Linked DNA regions of Mus musculus: region 1 is linked to region 2. A link is a loop called in an ENCODE intact Hi-C map of the cell type or tissue named here. Cell type or tissue: left cerebral cortex. All regions are shown on one strand. Each heading gives the region's core, and the rest is flanking DNA. Links, peaks and the distances in the headings are about the cores only. Region 1 holds the start of Pcsk2 (proprotein convertase subtilisin/kexin type 2). Region 2 has its middle 140 kb from the start of Otor.

What was found. A loop is a pair of places that touch in the nucleus more often than their neighbours do. Peaks named below come from ENCODE experiments on the same cell type or tissue, not always from the same donor. Only the 100,000 strongest peaks of a DNase experiment are listed, where the experiment ranks them.
Region 1: a loop joins it to region 2, with 3 times the contacts of the local background. A loop is called at or near these places in 3 of 42 quality-filtered maps.

What each region holds. Positions count from the first base shown.
Region 1 is chr2:143,541,235-143,553,004 of GRCm38, reverse strand. Pcsk2 (proprotein convertase subtilisin/kexin type 2) reads right to left here and starts at 6,872. Exons shown (of 12, transcript NM_008792.4): 1 at 6,341-6,872. The coding sequence starts at 6,514. Pcsk2os1 (proprotein convertase subtilisin/kexin type 2, opposite strand 1) reads left to right here and starts at 5,168. Exons shown (of 3, transcript NR_040354.1): 1 at 5,168-6,600; 2 at 10,642-10,794. In left cerebral cortex, for the core only: CTCF peaks have their summits at 6,913 and 7,193; DNase peaks (open chromatin) are centred at 6,502, 6,857, 7,105, 7,396 and 3 more places; H3K4me3 peaks cover 5,757 bases; H3K27ac peaks cover 4,038 bases.
Region 2 is chr2:143,209,198-143,220,967 of GRCm38, reverse strand. No RefSeq gene overlaps it. Among named protein-coding and RNA genes, the nearest start is that of Otor, 140 kb to the right of the region's middle. In left cerebral cortex, for the core only: no CTCF peak of the experiment used is centred there; DNase peaks (open chromatin) are centred at 2,956, 4,261, 5,588, 6,999 and 1 more place; H3K27ac peaks cover 3,729 bases.

The DNA of each region.
Region 1 (11,770 bases), core at 2,029-10,028, 330 kb before region 2:
GCCTCTTAAATAATGTTCTTAATTTTTGCAAATATTTTACATGTATACAATGAAATATGATATCTACCTTCTATTTCTCCTCTTCCAACTCTCTGAATGTCCCCACAACAAGTCCCCTCCCATTACTATGGATTTTTTGTTTGTTTGTGATAAGCCATTTAATCCAGTTAGTGCTGTCTCAATGTACATGTGTGTGAGGCCATCCATTGGTGAGTAAGAAATGTACCAGAGGTCTTCAAAAAGGAATGATTCTCCCAACCTCAGCAACTTCCAATCCACTGACAATAGCTCCTTTGTTAAGAAACAGAGGCCTGGAGATTACCTGCTAGGTCTGTGATGAAACTTGGGCTGGCTTGATGTCATATAGGTCTCATACAAGTAATCTCAACTGTTAGGAGCTCAGGATTGTGACAGCATTTCACAGTGCTTTTCCCCATCATTTGTCTCTTCCATTCTCCCTACTTCCTTCCATGATGTTCCTTGAGCCTTGGTGATGGTGGGGTTACAATAGATATCTCATTTAGGGCTGAGCACTTAGTCTCTCATTCTTAGCCCTATGAGCAGTTATGAATAAATGTCGAATAAAATAGTATCCAAAACACAACATGCTATGAGATACTTCACTTTAGCTGTTCATCAGGTAAAGCTGCAGTAGAAATTAAAGGGTGGTATGACCACACCTTTCAACAGTTGAAGTGTGAGTATCAAAGGCTGGTGAGGGAGTGAAGCAACTGGAGCCCCCAGGCACTACTGGTGGGAATATAAATTGTCATAAATGCTTTGAGAGACTTTGTGGTTGCTTGTCTGTTGTAGGCAAAAGTTCTAAATATAGTTCAAGACTTCTGTTTCCTATTGCTGATAGCCTTTATAATCTCCTCCCTTGAGTAAGGCAGTATGGGGTGGGACTATAAATAGTTGGAATTTAATTACAACATTTTGGAGGTAGTAATCAAACATGTAAGCTACCAAATCAGTTGGTTTTCAGAAAAAAAAAATCAGAAGAGAAACTTCCATGGTGTGCCTGAGCTAATCAGATTGATCTAAGAAAGGTGCAGAGGCTTCCCAAACAGAAGGTGTTTGAATGGCTAGGGTATGGGAAGGCCTGTGGAGGGACGCTGCTGTGAGTTAATCAATGACTTGGCTTCTAGGAGCATAGCCTTGCTCCAAACAGCAGCCAACAAGGAAACAGATTCTAGGTCTACATCCACAGGGAAGAGAAGGGTTCTGAAAATTTGGGTGTACCTGGAAGCAATTTATTCATTGATCATACTTCTAAGTGACAGCATAGCTAGCTGAAGCTTTAATATTATATTTTGAGGACTTTGGCAAAGGACTCTACTGAAACCTACCAGACTCAATGCAATTCTACAGGATGCACAGTATAGGGATTTATTACACAGTGCTCGATTGCTTTCTGTCGCTGTGATAAACACCACCACCAAAGGAAGGCAATGGTTAATTTTGCCTAAATTTCCGGTCACAGCCCATCCATCATTCAGGGACATTAAGGAAGGAGATCGAGCAGGAGCTGGAGTAAAACTCATGGAGAAACACTGCTTGTTGTCTCCTGTGCTCATGCTCAGCAAGCTTTCTCATACAACTTAGTAATATCTTGGGGGTGGCACCTTTCCTTGTGGGATGGGCCTTCCCACATCAATCAAACATTAAGACAATTCCCAACAGAATTGGCCACAGGCCAATCTAATCTTGGAAATTTCATCACTAGAAATGTACTCTTTCCAGATGACTCTTATTTGTGTCAAGTTGGCAATAAAAACTCACCTGGACACATAGCAATAGAAATCTAATGCTACTTCCTAAACACAGGTGTATGCATAAATTATGAACTCCAGTTTAGTAATATCTTACAGAAGGCACATTCATGTCTACCCAAATCCATGCACTGCTGCCTATTAGTATCTACTGTGAGTTTGTGCCAGCATCCCTGGTACCTAAACTCCAAATGCTTGATCTCTTATATATAAAATTGTATATAGTCAACATACAGACTTTTGTAAGTACTATAAATAATATCTACTTACTTATAGCACCTAATGCAGTGCAAATGCTGTGCAGTAAACACATTGTTTGGGGAAATAACAAGCTAAGAAATATCTGTTTGGTACAGATGCACCTTGGTTTTTTTTTTTTCAGCCACCTCTGATTGAGTCTGCAGATATGAAGCCACCTGGATATGGAGTGCCTGCTGGACTTTGGTATACCCCAAAGTGATGTTTATATCTGCCTAAACTCAGAAGTGCTCAGGAAGCAGTAGGGGGCCTTGGGGATTCTGATAATAATTGTTTCTTGACTTCAGTGCTTATGATCCAGTATACTCACTTTGTGAAAATAGTAAGCTATGTTCTTTCATATGTTAAATTATATATCCACAAAGTACAATGATCCAAAATTTATTTTTATTACCTGCTAGTACTATTACTAGTAGATCACCTTTAGAATAGAAATATCCTTACACTTATAAAAATGGTCATGCAATGTTATCTGTGAAAGCACCCCAGTGAGCTCTCCATCCATAAAAATCTAAACATAATAAAACAAAAAATGTCTAACAGTGTTTAAAATGTTAATTATTAATGGAACTTTACTCTTTTCTTATTTTGCTCAACATTCTCACACACAGTTGGCTGAAACTGTGATATGGGATTCATTATTTTGATAAGTCATTTTTATTTCCATTTCAGAAGAGTCAAAAATAATGTCCTGAGAAGTGGGAGGTGCTATCTGAAGTCAGTCCTGTCACCACTGAATTCTTTGTATATAGCATCTCAGTGGACATGGTTTGGGGTGAGGACCAGGTTAAAATAAAACAGAAAAAATAAACTAGACAGGTATTTTACTTTCTTTCCTGGAGAAAACATAAATATTTGCTTTTACTGATATTCTAGTGATGAAGTAATTAAATCATGAACAAAACCTTTCCCAGCATTTCATGCCCAGCACAACATGTGGCATCAGGGCTAGGAAAAAGCAGAATTGTTTAGTTCCGATCTTCTGAAGATGAATACAGATGTGCACGGTAGTCAGTGACACATTTTCATATCTCAACAGCAAACAAATGGTAATTATAGCACAGGTAAAAAAAGAAAGGAAAGGTAAGAAGCCCCTCTTTCACATTTTCAAAATGGTATCTCCAAGGCAAAGTTCTTGGCAGTCAGGGATGGCTTCCTGGAGACAGCTAGTAGTCAAGTGAATTTGGATTTATGTTTGAATTATTTCCTTTGCCAATATAAGGCAGTTACTTAATATCTTAGAGCTTTGAATTTCATGTGAAGATTGATGCAGACAATTCTACTTATTTTGTGGGATTAGGATGAGATACTCTGTCACAGAAGGCTCCCCTCATCTGCATCCCTGCCCCTTCCTATGTGTGTATAACTAGCTGCTGAGAACCTTTCATACCTGACATTGAGCAGGAGGAGATGAAGAGATCTGCTAAGGCTTAGAGGAACCACAGAGAAGGATGTCTTAGGGTTTAAAGTACAAAATTCAGGATAAGAAGTTGGGACAAGTATAGAGCAGTGCAAAGAGACCAAGAGAGGACAGTGCCTGGGAAACAGTCATACGAATACATTAAGGGCCGTCAAGCACAGCAGTTGACTGGATAAGGCAAAGAAGCCAGGAATACAGAGGACATTGGCTCTGAATACTTAGGTTCCCATGAGTGACTGAGGGTAGGACAGAGGGCAGTGGCTGTTCCTGCCTTGTGGGCAGCTGGGAGAAGGGAAGCTCTTTATGGCTGTAGCATCAGGCAAGATTTAGGTCCAGGTCTTGAAGGATCAACAGCATGTGATCCTTCAAAGAAGGAAAAAAAAAGGCTCATTGGAGGGCTCAATGCTCTCTGGGCATTGCACCACAAAGCTTCTTCAGGCACAAGTACCTTGTCATACATGGGTTAGCCTTTGAATACGTATCAGGGCAAAAGACTAGGATTTGGTTAGGAGGTACTATCTGAGAGGACAAGGAGAGGAAAAAGGAGACACCAAATCGAAAGCCTGTTCTTCATAGCTGAGGATTGCAGCTTGATATTGCAATACAAAATCAGTCAGTGACCTCCTCTCCAAGAAAGAATGGAATGAGGAGAAATAGTTAACCCCAAAGTATATGTGTCTTTCTGTTCAAAGTCGAACCAAATTGCTGATAAACCATAAGATTACCTTTATATTTCCTGGCTTCAATCTCACCATCACAACCGTTAAGCACTCACTGAGTTATTCATTCCCATTAGGAAAAAAAAATATATTGAAAAATTGACAGGGTTAGCCATTATCAGGCTCAGTTACACCTACCTTTCATTAGGTTTTTAGCATCAGATCTCAAGAATGTGTTTTCCAGGGGGAAAGAAAAAGGAGATGGAAAACCATTGCAGCAGATGGGTTTCCTTCCTTGTCAGAAAGGGCTGACACAGAAGGTACCCACAGGTAGGGTTACACAGGTATAGAAGAATTAAAGATCTTGCTGCCTCTTCCCTTCGTAGGGTAGCCCAGCCATAAAGCCCTGTCAACACCTAGCAAGGGTTTTCTAATAACAGAAGCATTCTTGCAGCTGTTGATATTAAATACGAATGCATCTAAGCAGGCTGGAAAGAGAACTCATGGGTTAAGGGTGCATACAGGTGCTCACACGGAGCAGTTCACAACCTTCGGTAATCCCAGTTCCAACCTACACCCCCCCCACCACCCCCCCACACGATGAGATAAATCTTTTTTTTTTCAAAAGGGAAAGTATGCAAGATCTCACAGTCAGATATCAGCTAACTATAATCACTCATTGCCAATGCCGCTAGGACGCTGGATTTTGCCAATGGGGGGAGGAGGGCGGAGCGGGGTTAGGTGGGGTATCAGCTTGTTTCAGGGTTGAATGTCGTTTGAAAGAAGTCTCCGTGGGCCAGGAGGCCAGGAGACTGTTCTATCAACAGGAACCTGGTTTCCCCTGCTCCACCCACACTTCTCTTCTCGGGAGCAACTAGTTCTAGGTGTGTGAGACCCGCCCGCGCGCCACCCGCAGACCTGCGCTTCTTCCAGGACCTCTGTGAAACTCGCTGCCAAACACAGCTGAGGTAGAATACGCGCCCGCCGCGCCGCTGGTGAGTGTAGGCGGGAGAGCCCTGCGCTCCTGAAGGAGTCATCCTAGTAGCTGGGAACTCGGCAAGAGACATAGGAAGTTCTGACAGAGGAGACCAGCCTGTGTTGCCCTTCTAGGGAGGGAACCCAATGCTCTCTCAAGCCTCTTTTCTTGTGGGATCAGGAGGGAGGGGACAGCCCACGGGTACCAAGCTGCATCCTTTGACCTTCCATTCCCCTCAGACTGGCTTCTCCTTGCATCCTCACTCTCCCCTAGCGGTGCCAGGTCCCCTAAGGACACTCCAGATCTGGGATACAGATATTTCGCAGGAAGAGCAGGTCAGGCATGCTCCCCGCCAAATGAATTATTCTCCTCTGTTCCCCGCAGGACGAGTACCCTAACTTATCCAGAGGTTGCCAGAGGCACCCAAAGCTCGAAATCTTATCCAAACAGTTCAACTTGGACAACTTCTTGGAATGGGGATCCCCGTGCTCTCTGGGGAAAACCGCGCTGGCTGCCCACACATCAGGAGAGGACACCTCGACTTTTCCGGGGGGAATCCCCCTCAGAATCCATCTCTCTTGGCAGCGAGGTGTCCTAAAGAAGCAAATTAAGAACTCTCCAAACAGGAGTGCGCTTCTGGAGTGGGAGGTCGTGGGCAGGAGCCAAAGCGCACAAGTTCAGCACTCGTTTTGGACAGAGAACTCCGTCCTTGTTTCCAAGTCAGAAAGCTCTTGTCCACTGGGGAAAAAAGCAGGGACTGAAAGTCGCTGGGAGGGAAGTCCTTAGGCGTGGGTCGGAAAACTGAGGTGAACTGCAACGCTCGATCTTTGAGCCATGTCGGTGGGAAACTATTCTTTCTCCGGGGCGTGGGGGGCTGGGAGACTTCCCTGGCAAAGCAGTCGACGTAAGCCCAGCTGCTCTGGACTCTATCCCTCTGTCCCTAGGCAGCCTGGAGAACTTGGTACCTCGGACAGCAGCCGGGGCGCACAGCATCCTTTGTAAGGTGCGGTCTTATTTTGCCCCCACCAAGTCAAACACCAACAAATTATTTCTCTGACCTTTCTAATACAGATGAAGGACATTTTAATTACATAACCCATGAAAGATCACCGGAGGCAATGTCGTGTTTGAGAACCGATGGCAGAATAGCTGCATAGCATAAAAAGACAGAAAACTTGCAAATCTGCAACGAGATTGCGCAAGGCTGTCCCTCCTCTGGAAACAACATGTGAAATGTATGGAAAAAAAATCTTACCTTTCGGACTCCAAAGCCGTGTTCTGCTGCAACTTGGCGAGCCTCTTCCTCTCCGTCTTTATGCAACTCCACAAGAAAATGATTCGTGAAGACGGGTCTCTCGGCAGACGCAAAAACCATCACACAGAAGAGGAACCCGGCCGCCTTCCACTGGGATCCACAACCGCCCTCCATCCTTCTTTGGGAGTGAAAAGTGGGGCTGTGAGGCGCGCAGGGTGGTGGAGCAGGGGACGAAGAGGGAAGATGCAAATAAAAAATAGGTATGTAGTTTTTGTTTCTGTTTTTCTTTTTTTTTTTTTTTAAAAAAAAAAATCTTTGTATAGCAAAAGAGGCAGAAAAGAAGCTTGGCAAACAGCAAATCTGTACGCTGTCCACCAGCAGCTGGCTGCCAGGGAAGCCGGGGAGTCGCGCAGCCCGGCTGGCTGGCAGGGGTGCGAATGTGCGGAGCTGTGTGTACCCGAGAGAAAGAGCTAGTGTGTGTCTGTGCTTGATGCTAAATCTGCATTTTCAGCTCCTCCTCGGCTCCAATTCTAGAGGGCTGGAGGCGAGCGCCAGCCCGGGTGACGCGCGCCCGCCAGCGGCCAATGGAGGCCAGAGGATCGGCGGGCCCCGCCCCGGGCCGCCCCGAGCCCGCCCCCGCCCGCCCCCGCCCTCCCCTGCCCAGCTGGCTGCCCGGGTCCCCGGGGGCGCCGCGAGCCCGCGCCCCCGCCAGCTCGGAGCGGCTTTGCTCCGCCCGACCGCTGCGCGCCCAGGAAAATCCCCCCCGCTGCCACCCACTGCCGGCGCCCGGTGATGTCATTGTTTGTGGAAATCTGCACAGCTCCGGGCAGGGAATTACGGTGCGTGCCGCTTCAGAGGCCCCGAGGGGAGCGGGGGGGCCCCCGGCCGGCCGGCCGCTCCCTGTTGCTCTTCTTTGCTAGTCTGAGCTACAAAACAACTCTCCTCTCTTTTCTCTCTTCCCTTCCCCTGTCTTCCCTCCTCTCACTTCTTTCTCCTCTCTTTCCCTCTCCACACCTCTCCCATTCTCCCAATAACAAAGCAAATTTGATCCTTCCCGCCCCCTCCACTTTGGGCAAATCCCAGGCTGGGAAGAGCATCCTTCTAGAGGTGACTCATGGGGGCAGGAAGGAGCTTTTTCTCTGTTCTTTTCCCGGTGCTCCAAGGAGGCCAGAAACTAAACATCTGGCAGTCCAGCGGGAGTCCGGACTGCCCTCCCCCCACCTGCGATGGCTATTAGAGACTCCTCTAGAGTCAGCGCTGCACCTGCATCCCAAGACTGCCAAGGGAGACGTGATGCTTATGCTGGGAGACAGATTCTTAGACTCTGGGTTTGGGGCTGCATCAGGACCAAGAATGTCAGAGTTTAAGGAGGTATAGTCATCCATCCCAGGCGTAGGTCAGGATTCCTGCTAAGAGTCTGGCTGCATGATAATTTAGGCTGAGTAGGCAGGGGGCAGCTGTTGTCCAGGTCCAGTTAACTGCTGAGGTCTGACTTCCCCTTCTTGCTCTAGTGTAAGGAAGTAGATCCAGTCTGCTGTAAGGAACTGAGAACCATTGCTCTAAGTAATGTAAATATTAGCTGTTATGGAGTATATTTACATCGTTTTTTTACCATTTAACACCAAAGTTTAAAAAAAAAGTCCTGTTATAAATTGGATAGTCAGGAAGATGCTTTTTCATGGGAAAGAGCGGAAGAAAAGGGAAAGAGAGAGAGAGAGAGAGAGAGAGAGAGAGACTTACTTGACTTGACACCACACCCAGCTACACCCACCCCACTCTCCTCCTTAGCACAAAATCACAGTGTATACAGGAGACACAGGAATGGTGGACAGGAGAATGCTTACTGTACAAGGCACATCGTCTTCACTGACTTAGCTACTCCCCAGCATTGCTAGAGAAGTATAAGCAAGCTCTGCGGATGGGTTCTATCCAGCTGTAGTCTTCAGCATACCACATCTTCAATTTTGATTGAATTCCTTTAAGACAACCAGGAAAGGCAATGGGGAGGTTTGGTAGCGAGGATTCCAGAATGGAAGCAAGGGTTTTAGAAAATTATTAATGAACTAACAGATCAGCCTGGAAGCCTCGGCTTGGAGCTGCACACATTAGCTCATTTCTGCCAGGAATGCTTTCTTATTATCACTATGTTGTACCACATCACCCAGATCGGGCTATAGCACAAGGATTCCTTACCCAGAGGCCTTCAACTTTTCCTCTACTTTTGTCTTCCTTACAGTTCATCCACGTTTTGAGCCAAAGTACTGGTTTAGTGTGAAGCAATAACCACATGGTCCCTCCTGTTCTGTATTGTCATTTGAGAAAAATAGCACCAAATGTGAGCGTTGCATTAGGTAATTCACCACTGGAGAGAACATTTCAAAAGCAGCCACAGAGATACAAATCCAAGCCTTTAGAAAACAGATCTGAAGAGCATCAAATAAGTCAATTTGGAAGATTATAGGTGCTGGGAAATAGCAGTGCTAATGTATCTAAATCTCTCTGAAATTACCATCTGTTTAGACTACGTATTAATTTCTCTGGAACCACTGAGCAATGCTTCATTTCCTAAATAAACTCCAAGGATGAAATGCCAGTGTGTGCTCAATCTACCACCATGGTTAATCTCACCTGGAAATCTTATTGAAATTTGATTCTCTTGGTGGCAGTGGTGGGAGGTGGTGGGGCTGTTGAGGTAGCTGGATAATGAGGATTCTGCCCTCATGAGTGGGCTACTTCAGTTGTAGATTAATGAGTTATTTAGTGAGAGAGGAAGTGACTCTAGCACACAAGCAAACTTTTCCTGAGTAGCTTTTATTATCTTCTTAAGGGATGCTCTCTATCATGACAGGGTGAAAAGCAAGAAGACTGGCCAGGTACTAATGTCATGCTTTTGGACTTCTTAATATCCCAAACTGGGAGAAATCTTTTCATTATTCATACAGTTTGAGGTAGTTTGTTACAGCAAACAGACAAGTGAATTAAGATGCAAGTCTATATTTTAAATAACTAAAGCTATAAAACCAGATACAGTTTGAATAAAACCTGATAACTGATTGAAGTTTGTTGTCTTTTGTAAAAAAAAAAACAAAACAAAAATAAAAACAAAAAAACCCAAAAAACAAAAAAAAAAAAACAAAAAACAAAAAATCAACAACAAAAAATTACATTTGAGTATTTGAGTTTCTTGCCTTTGTGCATGTATGTAAACCATGTGTGTACCTACTGCCTTCTGAGGTCAGGGAGAAGGCATTAGACCCTCTAGAACTGGAGTTACAATTGTGAGCTATGATGTGGGTGCTAGGAATGGGAACTGGGTCCTCTATAAGAGCAATAAGTGCTCTTAGCCGCTGAGCCAGCATTCCGATGCCCTGAAGTCTGGAGTAGTTCATGTAGTGTATAATTTATCACAATACTGTCAGCACAGAAGAATTAAAACAGAACTTTTGTGATGCAAAGGCTAAATTTTTAATACACTTAAGTACTTACTATAAGCCAGTAGAGGAAATACATTGAAATATTTGATTGGTATTTGAAATGTAAATACACCTTCAGCGTGCACAAATTTGCTCTCCTAGAGAAGTATTATTACCCAAACTCTTTTCTAATATCAGTAGACTTAGACAGAGAAAGCCAGCTGGAGAGAGAAGGAGACAAAGAGGTAGCATTAGTGGGTCTAAGGACTGACGCAGAAACCACTGCAAGTTCTGCTGTGCCTGTCAACAGTGGCCACTTGGCCAAACCATAGAATCTCTGTAAACCCGTATTGCTCCACCTGTGGAAACAGTGAGTTTAGGCATCCTTAGATCCTGAACTGTGCTTTCAGAGATGCTAAAGCCCATAGTGTGGTATAAAGCATTTTCAGCTCCAGAGGTGTTGACAGCATTGCCATGGCTAAGAGATCACTGTTCACAAACCTCCTCCAACCCTTCTTACATGCACCTAAGCTGGTGGACTTGAGGAAATAGCTGACAAGTGTTAATAGTCAGTATCAGATATGAAAACCATTAAGATCTTTGAGTCTTTTATTTTATTTTCTGTTATAGCTGTAGCAACAACATAGGTTGGTGCTAATATGTGTCACCAACCCCAAATATCTTGTTGAAGATATTTTACAATGATCAGAATATTTCCGTTTCATAAACACACACACACACACACACACACACACACACACACACACACACTCACACACACACACACACACACACACACACACACACACACACACACTCACACACACACACACTCACATTTACAAGAATAAAAACTACCTGGGACAAGATTGTGATTTTTCCATCCAGGTGTATTCAGACTCTCTAGGAAGAAGAATTCAGATCCACACACTATCAAGTCGAGGAAAATCTGCTATGTCAGAGACGGGGAACAGGGCAAACCATAGTCATCCATAGGAGGAACTTCTGGACCTGTGCATATTGTTTGAACCACCGCAGAAGGTATCTAATTTTGCTGTCATTTTTTCTTACATAGACTGTAGTGGAACCAGGGGGGAAATAGATATGAATGTCTTAAAGTCATAATTTAAATAGAGTCCTGACTGAATCTAGACAGAAGGTGTATATCTTTAATCTCAGCAGTTGGGATTGGAGGCAGGAGAATTGTGAGTTTGAAGGCTAATCTGGGCTAAAAAAAAATAACCGATTTAAAAAAAAATACACAATCTTATCAAACCAAAGTGTGTTGCCATTTTTGTGGTGTTCATTTGACACTTCAAATGCAGCAACACCACCTCACTTGGTAGCATGGCCTTTCTGTGAACATACTGTGCTATTGTGTCTTGCTGGTAGATTCATCCCATCATCCTGTCATCTCCGTCCTTCCTGTTTTGCTACACATACCCATTCTCAAGATTTCCACAAACAGTTATCTCCTCTCTATGTTTCTGCCACATTCTGATCACCCATGTCCCTCTCCCAGTTAACGCTTGCACCACACTTTTCCATGGTGTGGCGTGGATCCTTTTGCACTTGCTGTGGTATAAGATTCAGGCTCTTGATACATTTAACTCACATGCGCAGGTTATACTCATGCCTACACATTACTGGCATGTGGGTGCTCTTCTCTCAAATTCCTATATCTTTTTACCAATTTAATGTGTTTTTCCTTAAGTGATCTAAGTCTATTTTTCCTTAAGCTGAGAATCTTCAGATGGCGTTTGTTTTCTAAGTCATCTTAAATTAATACAGTGGGGTGAACGCATGGCAATTTACCAAGCATTTTACTGTCGGGAAAGCAGTCAGTCCAGAGAATGTTAGGTGGTGTTTTCTTTGCAACTTCATCAACAAATCCTCAGATTAACTCAGACTAATCAACTCTTCAGAAACAAAGGTACTTGCTTTCTTATTTTCCAAAGTGTTGAAAAATTTGTTTCTTCTATTTTAGCTCCTATTATTTTGATAGTATTTGAAGGAG
Region 2 (11,770 bases), core at 1,211-9,210:
TGCTGTTTAAGACCCTCCCTTGCCTGCATCTCTCCAGTCTCACCACTTCTAAACTTGAACTGTATTGTATACCAGATTCTGTCTGTCCAGTCACATCATTACTGAATAAAGTCACTGAGAATGATGAATCGGCTGATACTGAACCATTGCTGTTAGGGAAAATTCAGGATTATGTTCCTAGAAGCCTCTCCAATCAAACCTTTGTACCAGCCTTGACAAATAGACAGACAGACAGACAGACAGACAGACAGATAGATAGATAGATGTATATAACAGCTTATGTGATACAAAGTCAAAGCTTATGTGATATTAACTCATTTGCATTGAACTCCAGTCAGTTGCACTATATGACTTAACTCATGAATGGAATTTCCCTAATACGTATGATTTCTGCATAAGACACATACAACCTTTTCACTAGTATCGGTAATATGAGAAATCACTCCAGCTCTATGAAAGGGATGTAAACATACATCACAACAAAAAGCAAAGAAAGTAGGAAATGAGACACTACATAACCCATGAAAAGGACACATGAGCAGCCCAAGACTGGAGCCAGAAAGACCAACTCTGCTCACTGTGCTGGGAAAGGTAATGTTGTTGTGTGACTGAAACCATGTGGTATGTGTGTGTGAGTGTAGGCCATAAACATTAGTTTGTGGTTTTCAAGTGTATTTTAGCAAATAGGTGAATTTGCAAATACAGAATCCACTAAAACAATGAGCAACTGTCCTTGTTACTACCCACTTTCTGGTTTGCAGCTCTCCACCTGTTTGTCCGGATCTACCTATGGTGAGAGTATCTGAAGGGGAGAAGTGCTCCTTAGGTACAAGAGCAGTAAGAGCTTATCCTGCTTCTGTAGAAATGAATCACCTCCCTCTGTGTTGTGTCCTCAGACTTGTGCTATTCCAGCCAAGGACTGGCCTAACCTAGTCTAGATTATAATATGGTCATCCATTATGAAGCATTTAAATAAGATGTAGAGTTCCCTTATTAGACTTGATGACTTGAATGCCCGAGAATCACCACTCTTCATCTTGCTTCTTCGTATTTATGATTAAGGGAGAGGGGAAACCATTGTTTTTCATCCAAATGTACCACAGGATTCTTTGTGGACTCCTTGGGTAGTGAGAGCTTCCCGCAGAGATGGGAGGCCCAGCCCGTGGCCTCTGATTCTTACCTGTTGGAACTTTATTTTTCTAGACAAAGCAAAGCAAGGGCATATGCTTTGCACATGTGCCTCTCACTCATCTACCCAGAAATTCCATAATGGAGGTAGAAATGGTTCTCCTATGGGGAAAGACAAGAGACAGGAAAGTAAGAGGTGTACAGGAAGAGGGTGTGTGCTGTACCCACATTGGTTTGATCACAGAAGCCTGGTTAACATTATTATCCCATGTCAGCTCTTCAAACATACACATTCCCAGGCAGGGCATCATATACTCCCTCCTACAGCCCCATTCTCTGTTTTTCTCTTAGTTACATAACAGATATGGGCTTGTAATGTACAAAGCAGTACTCCAGAAGCAACAGACAATACAAAAGCAAGTCAGATGTTATCCTCCGTAAGCTCAATGACAATGGACCATCAGCCTGGGAAATAAGGAAGGCCTTATGGAGAAGAGGACCTGCATTTGACTTGAGGAACAGTTATTAGGGGAAGAACATGGGTAAAGGGATCAGAAAGTGGGAATCCAAAATGGGAGATTAGGTGCAAGGAAGACTGAGAATTGTGAGTTTTAGGTCAGCCTGGTACCTTGGTGAAACACTCTCCATAAAAGTGAAAATACAAAAAAAACCAAAAACAAAAACAAAAACATGGAAATCAGGAAGAAGGATGAAGAAAGGCTGAATGTACAACTGGCTCAACATGCGAAAAGTCCTGAATTCAAGAGGTGAATTTAAAAAGACACAGATGAGGACAGGACATAATAGCCATGGGTCATATTTGATAGTAACTTCATTACTGTGGTCAACATTTCAAAGTTCATTAGAGAGACAGCTGAAGGGCAGTTCAGTGCCTAAGGAGCAAGTAAAAAGATTTGCAGCTGTCAGCTAGGACACCATAATAAAACCTCACAAACACAGGCAAGGGAGCTTAAACAACACAATGTTATTTACTTATCACAGTTCTGGAAGCTGGAAGTCGAAGAAGAAGGTATTGCGTGGCCTCGTTTCCTCTGGCTTCTTTTCTGAGCTGGCACAGCAGACGCCTTTTATCTTTTATACCCATGTAGTCTAGCCTTTGTTCTATGTCCAAATATCTTTTTCTTAAGATGATACAAATCGGATGTCCTTTAATTGCTATCACTTTAACCCACTTGCTTCCTTACAGACTCTACTTCCAAACTCAGTCACAGTCTGAAACACGGGGGTTAGAACACATACATTTTCAGAGGACACACCAGCCCATACCATGGGGTAAGATGGAACATGAGGAGGACCTTGAGTGGTCACTTAAGAGGCTTTTCAGCAACCATGGCAGGCAATGGCCTCAGAAAGAGGCAAGAAAGTTCTATGATGAGCATTGATTGGCTGTCTTTATTCCTCAGGAGGAAGATCTCACTACCAAGAGTTCTGCAAAGCATGCAGGGAGAACAAAAAAGGCAGCTAGATTAACTCGCCAAGATCCCTGGACCCAAAGTCGTCACTTCTCACTGCCTCTCTGTAGAGAGAGGGTTGCTTCTGACAGCCCACCCACGCACAACAAAATGTCTCATTGCTCTGTGGGCTCCGTGCATTGGCATCACATCCCCTCATGCCTGGAATCTGAACCACCGCCAGGACATTCCTGAGTGACAGCTCCCATGAACTAATTATTAATGTTCTTGGCACTGAGGCTGGGTGGGCATTTATTCCCATTACTCAGGGCTGGTGATAGATGGGGATTTGCACAGGCTGCATAATTTCTTCATGTCTCCATAAGTCTCTGCCTTCTGCTGGCATTTTAAGGAATGTATTTTTACAGAAGTTGGCACTATTCAGTAATTTTCCAGGAGGGCACATTGCCCAGGCCAGATGGACATATTTTTTTTTCTGGTTCCAGCTGGTAAGTCCTGTTTGATAAGATCCTATCCCATCCTACTTGAACAAGGATGCACAATTTGCTTGCAAGTTGGGTAGTGAAAAATGACCCTAGTGGCAGGTTGTGACAGAGGGCTGAGGTGGGAGGGCCACCCTGGGAACTACAACTATTGCCAGAGTCAGAAGCTCCACAATCACAAACCTGATGAGTGCCAAGGAAGGGCATTTCTGTTTGAGCATACATTGTGGGGCAGGCTGTCTTGAAGCCCTAAAGAGTTTCTCCTTTATAGCATTGATATCTCTGTTCCTCTCTGAATCTTTCCATGGTTAGACAGAGAATCCTGACATGGTCAAGACATCACTACAGTGTCCAATTTTACTGCAATATGGGATCCTTTGCTATCTGTCATACAGAGCAGGTGTCAGCTCAGGTCTCCTTGCACATCATCCTCAGCAGGAGAGTGCACACCAAGCAGGCAGGTCGCATACCACTCTGGACATGGTGCCCAGTGCATGGCAAAGACCTCCTGGAAGATAGTCCTTGGGCTCTACATATGGCTTCGCTTCTCTCACTTTTTGATAAGCACGAGTCTAGAGGGACTGAGTCCAGGCAGCACTTTCGAAGAAAGCCACTTTACCTAAGAAGTAGTGCTGGGCACACCTTTGATCCCGACACTTGAGAAGCAGAGGCAGGCAGACTGAGTTCAAGGCCAGCCAGGTCTCCAGAGTGAGTTCCAGAACATCCAAGGTTACACAGAGAAACCCTGTCTGGAAAAAGCATTGGGGAAAGGGGGGAGTAATGGCACCATCAGTGAATAAACACACCTGACTTGTCTCTCCTTTCCTTCTCTGTAATTGGGCATAATTTTACATCTGTTGAATGTTGATCACTTTTATATCTTCTCCCCATCTGTTTCTCTTTCTGATCTGGAGTCTGTGTGTGTAAGAAAGTGGCCCCTCTCTGAATTCTCTCTACTCACGCATCTCATGTTTTCCTTCTGGTGAGGATCCTACGGCTGCACTCTGCCTAGCCATCTCTCTTGCTACAACCTCTTCACTGTTTTCCTGCCTTCCACCTGCTACCACTAACAACATGGTGGAAGCTTGACGATCTTCACATTCATCGGGCAATTATTTTGACTTTTACTGGAAGACAACAACAGAAAATTACTAAGAAACACGACTTGTTCCCAGTTAGCAGATATAAAAATGAAATGGAGTCAAGACTAAGTGGTGTGTTTGAGATACGGCTCTGGGAAGGAAAATCAGCTTGTGCTTTCTGAAACCTACCAAGGGAAAACAAATTCAATTCTGAGGAAGGCTTGAAAAAGGCTACTCAACCAAAGCAAGCAAATGTTAGCACCAGCCATAACAGGGGAAACAATAAATTAGACAAGAGGGAAACAGTCCAATAAGAAATAGGCAAATTTTTGTTAACTACTCAGTAGAGAAGTATAGAGATGGCAAGGAGTCACATGAAAGACACCAACATCAGTAGAGTGATTGATAGGGAAGCATAGGGATGAACGACTCTTTACGCTGCTGGTTAGAACAAAATAGGTCTCCCTCCTTGAGCATATTGTTGGATAACTTCTAAACTGCCCACCAAAACGCTGGCGATTCCATTCCCAGGGACATGTTCAATTAAATTGAAAACCTCTGTCTTTCGCTTTATTTGTGTGTCTCTCTAGTGTTCCCGTCTATCTTACTCCTCCCTATGTCTCTTTTGCAGAGAGAGAGAGAGAGAGAGAGAGAGAATAAATGCTAGTAATGACTTTATTTATAGTAATCAAAAGTGGAAAAAAAATCCATTGCCCAGTGACTGATAGACAAGCTAGTCAGTGCATAAAACAGAACATGACTCAACAACAAAATGGGCAAACGTGTTAACAGCAAGAGCAGTGTGGATGAATTTCAAACATCATGTTATACGAGAGGCATCAAATTCTAAGGGCTGTGAATTTTGTAGTGCCCTTCACATCATATTCTGGATGCAGCAAAATTAAAGGCTCAGAAAGAAGGCCAATAACTGCCAAGGGTGGGAGTAGAGGACCATGAAAGCTATCAAGGATGTTTGGGGATAAAGAAATTTTCACGTATTGCAAATTGCCATGGATAATGAAGCTACATACACTTGTCAAGATTCATACAGATGCAACCCCCCCAAAAAAGAATGAATTTTAATGTAGCAATCATGCTGTACCAGATACCTTTAAATTATAGACATAATGGCGTTTGTAACAAATACACTATTTTATATTCATTTTCCTCTGTCAGATCCCTCTTAAAAAGGTCCTTTGTCCTAGATGTTGCATAGTAGCTCGGAAATGTAGAGAAAATAACTGTGGTCTTCACTCATATTGTGTGAGTCTTAGAAGGAAACACAGTAAAGGCAGACTTGGGAAAATGGCTCTTGTTGAGAAGGAAGAGAGATGAGACAGTCTTTTAACAAGGATGGCAAGAGCAGAGGCCTGAAGAGCAAGTAGCTAGTTAGGGGGAGGTGTTCCCAAATAAGAAACAGCAGCAGCTAGAATAGAGCAGCAGCAAGGGTCTACGGGAAGAACACATGTCCTCCTCCCTCACAGCTGCAGCCAGCTGGACATCACCCGCCCAGCACCAACCCCTCGGAGAACTGAAAGCAGCTTGGTCCCCTGACCCACTTCTCTTGTAGCACAGAGAGCTAAGAAATATTTGATGACTTTATCCTCCCTCACAGAAACATGGCATGAAAAGTGCAGAAAAAAATAGAAATCAGACACCATTAGGTAGACACCACTGTGACACTGGTGCAAGCCAAGAAACTTTGATGGGGTGCAAAGGTTAATGCACAAGCCTATGATGGGAAATGGGGCATTAGCATGGTCACAAGTGCTTTCTCTTCCAACGTGTTATCAAACGAAAGTAGCAACAACAATGAAGGCACTCACCTTCCCAAGGAAAAGCCTCACAGACCTGATGTGGGTCTGTGGGTTGCAAGCAGGCATCCTTGATCTGATGGGCTGAAAGGGCAGAGTGTTATTGCTGTGGCAGTCATGTCATTATAGATTGCCATAGAAAGGGGGGATTAAAACACAGTCATTTCCTTTTCCAAGTCCTGCATTCTGGGGACATCAAGGACAAGAAGCAGTTGATCTGATGACTGGTGGGGTCATGCTTCCTGCTTAGCCTACAGATGGCCAGCTCCTAGCCATGTTCTCACACGGTGACAAGTGAGGAGGTAGGAAACTAGCTCCCATGTCTCTTCCTGTAAGGGCATTGACTGTATTCTCAGATTTCCACCTCATTGCAAATTTACTTTCCAAAATATTCAACCTCCCCAAACCATCAGATTGTGCGTTAGAACTGCATTATGAGGGTTTGGCAGGGGGGAAATACAATGCAGCCTCTCAAAGCATATAGCCTCACTCTAATTCTGATAACAACATGAAACAGATCCAAATCAAAGGGGGCTGCACACAGTAACAGATCTGCATATTTCAAAGACTCTTATGGACTTAAAAGAAAGAGAACAATTGCCAGAGATGGGAAACCAAAGAGACCATGTGGCAAACAGCAAGGTGAGATGCTGCTTAGACCCTGGACCAAAAGAAAGATTTATAGTGAATATGAATAATTCCAATAAAACCTGTAATTGAATTGAATGTATCATGTCAATGTCATTTCGTAACATACATCACTGTACCTGAATCATGCAGTCTTAATGCTGGGAAAATTTTAATGTTGGGTAAGAGAAAATTCTCTACGATGTTTTTGTAATCTTGATGTTTTCCAAAAGCTCCTGTGTGTTCTGAAAAGGATATGGTACAAGAGCATCTCTTCCACAGCCAGTTGCCTGACTTAGCTTCCTTCTCATTGGGAGGCAAACCTAATACTATCTTACTGTGATGAAGAGCCATGGAAAAAGTGTTTCAAACTCTCTAACTGATTCCCAATTCTAAAGGGTTTCAGACTCCCAGAGATATATATAAATCTTTGCCATTGCGTCACTGGATAGGTGGTATCCACACCTTAAAATGTTAACAGTCTTACATTCAACCTCACACGCTACAGAGTTGATGCCTGCTATACTTAAAAATCAGAGATGACTTCTCCCAGTGGAAGACTTTTTAGCTGAAGACTAGGAACTGACACACGGAATCAAGATTCTGCACAATAGCCAGAAATTGGTGCTGTGGTTCACACTGGCTACTTCACAGTCAGTCCACCATAGCAATGATAAGACAGGCTTTCTTAAGTGTATCCGAGCTCTGTTCAGCTTGCTTGGACACTGGGGTTTTGTTGTCTGTCTAAATAATGGAAGGACAAGCCGTAAGAGATTTCTTTCATCAATAACCTCTAATACATAAAGCTGCAGTGAGTTTTAAGATCTGATTGCACTTAGAGTATAGAGAAAGAAACTGGCTGGTCTCCAAAGCAAAGGATTCTCAATACTATGGAGTTCTTAGACCAGTGACCTTAAGATGAGGTTAGCTTGGGTTTTAGAAATACAAGATGCAGACACGAGCTTTCTTGGTGAATCAGCTACTAAAAAGGATGAGAAACTTTGAAATATATATCGTTACTATGTATCTGAAAATTAATTTTAAAAGATCATTTGGAAATGGCTGAAGTATATATGATGTTTTAGTTTTATCATTAATATAACAAAATATCAGACTAAAGCAGTTTAACCAGGCGAAGGAGATAGCTCAGGGAGTAAAGTTCTTGCTGGGCAAGAATAAAGACTCATGTTCAGTTTTCAGATCTGGTTAACAAGCCGGATGTGGTGATGCACACCTGTAATTCCAACACTAGGGAGACAGACACATGTGGCTTCCTGGCCCACCAGCTTATCCCAGGAGGTGATCCCAAACTCCCAGCAAGAGACTTTGTGCCAAAAGTATCAAGGTTCATAGATTTTGAAGAGCAATACCCAAGGCTGACCTCTGACCTTAACACATATGTTTCCATCTGCCCATACTCACATGCACACAAGAAAGAGGGGTGTTATTATGTTTTACACTCTGGATGTACTGTTTTATGGCAGGGGAAGGCATAGGAGCAAGAGGCAGTTGGTCATATTTCAGTTCTAGTTATGATGCAGAGAGAAACAAACACTGATGCTCAGCTGGCTTTCTATCCTTTAATTCTGTTTGGATCCCAGCCCATAGAAAGGCAACTACCCAAACAAGGGTGCATCTTTCCACGTCAATTACCCCAATCTAAAACTTCCTTCATACTCATTGGCCAGAGTTTCATCTCCTGTGTGATTCAAGACCCTGTGAAATTGACAATAAATAAATATGTGTGTATAATTATTTTATGTATATTTACTTATTAATATATGTTTATTAATATCAGAATTTGGGGGTTATTAATAATGGGTATAATCTTATATCATGACACTTAATGGGATGCTGCCCTCATAATGGAAATTTCTAAGTTTGAAGCCTTAAAATATATTTTAAGCCTTGTCTTATCTCCAGAGGCTAAACACATGCATTCACATGATCTAGACCATTAATTGTAGGTTTCTACTCAAGAAAAAGAAAATCCTGTGGTCACAAAATGGCATCGACACAAACATTTCTAGTATACTTGTTTTTTATTTTTATTTATTCTCTTTACATCCTGGTTGCTCTCTTGTACTTCTCCCACAGTTCCTCCCTCTCTGAGAGAGTGGATACTGGATACTGCCCTGGATACTGCCCCCAAGACCCTGGCACATCATATCTCTGCAGGGCTAGGTGCTGCCTCTCCCACTGAGGACAAACAAGGCAGCTGAATCATTATTTGAGGCTATTGTAAAGAGTATTGTCTCCCTAATTTCTTTCTTGGCCTGCTTACCCTTCATATTAAGGATGGCTACTAATTTTTTTACTTAAGTTTATATCCAGCCACTTTGCTGAAGGTGTTTATCTGCTGTAGGAGTTCTCTGGAAAAAATTTTGTGGTTGCTTATGTATACTATCATATCATCCCCAAATAGTGATACGTTGACTTCTTCCTTTCCAATTTGTAACCTTTTGATCTCCTTTAGTTGTCTTATTGCTCTAGCTAGAACTTCAATTACTGTATTGAATAGATAGGAAGAAAGTGAGCACCTTGTTTTTTTTCCCTGTTTTTAATGAAATTACTTTAAGTCTCTCTCTATTTAATTTTATGTTGGCTATAGGCTTGCTGTATATATTGCTTTTATTATGTTTAGGTATGTGCCTTGTATCCCTCATCTCTATAAGGCATTTAACATGAATTGGATTTTGTCAAAGGCTATTTCAGCATCTAATGAGATGATAATGTGATCTTTTTTCTTTCAGTTTGTTTATATTGTGGAGTACATATTGTGTGAGTTCCTTTGTGATTGTGTTACCTCACTCAGGATGATGCTCTCCAGGTCCATCCATTTGGCTAGGAATTTCATAAATTCATTCTTTTTAATAGCTGAGTAGTACTCCATTGTGTAGATGTACCACATTTTCTGTATCCATTCCTCTGTTGAGGGGCATCTGGGTTCTTTCCAGTTTCTGGCTATTATAAATAAGGCTGCTATGAACATAGTGGAGCATGTGTCCTTCTTACCAGTTGGGGCTTCTTCTGGATATATGCCCAGGAGAGGTATTGCTGGATCCTCCGGTAGTACTATGTCCAATTTTCTGAGGAACCGCCAGACTGATTTCCAGAGTGGTTGTACAAGCCTGCAATCCCACCAACAATGGAGGAGTGTTCCTCTTTCTCCACATCCTCGCCAGCATCTGCTGTCACCTGAATTTTTGATCTTAGCCATTCTCACTGGTGTGAGGTGGAATCTCAGGGTTGTTTTGATTTGCATTTCCCTGATGATTAAGGATGTTGAACATTTTTTCAGGTGCTTCTCTGCCATTCGGTATTCCTCAGGTGAGAATTCTTTGTTCAGTTCTGAGCCCCATTTTTTAAGGGGGTTATTTGATTTTCTGAGGTCCACCTTCTTGAGTTCTTTATATTGTGGATTACATTGATGGATTTTTATATATTGAACCATCCCTGCATTCTTGGGATGAAGCCTACTTGATCATGGTGGATGATGTTTTTAATGTGTTCCTGGATTTGGTCTGTGAGAATTTTATTATTTTTGCACCAATGTTCATAAGAGAAATTGGTCTGAAATTTGCTTTCTTTGTTGAGTCTTCATGTGGTTTAGGTATCAGGGTGACTGTGGTTTCATAGGATGACTCTAGCAGTACTCCTTATTCTTCTCTTTTGTGAAATAGTGTGAGTGTATTCGTATTAGATCTTCTTTGAAGGTCTGGTAGAATTTTGCAGTAAATCCATCTGGCCTTGGGATTTTAATTTTTTTTCCTTGCAAGACTTTTAAATGACTTATATTTCTTTAGGGGTTATAGGGCTATTTAAATAGTTTATCTGATCTTTATTTAACTTCGGCAAGTGGTATCTGTCTAGAAAATCATTCATTCCATTAAGATTTCAATTTTGTGGAGTACTTTTGAAGTAATATCTAATGATTCTTTGAATTTCCTTGTTGTATGATGTTATGTGTCCCTTTTCATTTCTTGTTTTATTTAATTTGAAACTGTCTTTCTTTCTGTGGGTTAGTTTGGCTAAGGATTTGTTTATTTAAAAAAAATCTTGTTGATTTTCTCAAAGATCCAGCTCCTGTTTTCAATGATTCTGTGTTGTTTTCTTTGTTTCTAATTGATTGATTTCAGCCCTAATTTTGATTTCTACTCCTCTTCAGTGGGGTCGCTTCTTTTTTGTAGAACTTTCAGGTATACCTTTAAATTGCTTGTAGAAGAAATTTCAGTTTTTTATAGAGGAACTTAGTGTTATGAACTTTTCTCTTAGTACTGTTTTCATTGTGTCCCATAAATTTAGGTATGTTGTACCTTCATTTTCATTGAATTCTAGAAAGTCTTTATATTTCTATATTTGTTGTTTCCTTGACCCAATTATCATTGAGTACATCGTTGTTCTGTTTCCATTAATGAGTAGGATTTCTGATGTTTGTATTGTTCAAAACCAACTTTAATGCATGGTAGTCTGATGAAATATAAGGTATTATTTCAATTTTCCCGTATCTGCTGAGGCTTGCTCTATGACTGACTATATGGTCAATTTTGGAGAAGGATCCATGAGCTGTTGAGAAGAAGGTATATTCTGTTGTGTTTGTGTAAAATATTCTTTACATGTCTGTTAGGTGTATTTGATTCATAATATCAGTTATTTTCAGTGATTCTCTGTTTAGTTTTCTTCAAGATGATCTGTCAATTGGTGAGAATGGGTTTTTGAAGTCTCCCATTATTAATGTGTGGGCTTTGGTGTGCAATTTTATGCTTTAGCATGCAGCAGAAGGATGGATCTTGTTTTTAACATCCATTCTGTTAGCTTGTGTCTTTTTATTGGGGAATTGAGTTCATTGATGTTGAGAGATATTAATGACCAGTGATTTTTACTTCCTGTTATTTTGACATTGGTGGTGTTTTTAGGTGTGTATGTGTTTGTGTGAGTCCCCCACCCTTTTTGAAAGATAAGAACTTACTTATTTCCTATGGGTTTTTTTGTTGTTGTTTTTGTTTTTGTATATAGTTATCCTCCTTGACTTGGAGTTTTCCTTCTAGCATTTTCTGCAGGGATGAATTTGTGGATAGATATTGTTTACATTGGAATTTGTCTTGAGATATCTTATTTTCTCCATCTATGGTGATTGAGAGTTTTTGTGAGTTCAGTAGTCTAACTTGGCACTTGTAGTTTTTTTAGAGGCTGCAAGATATTTG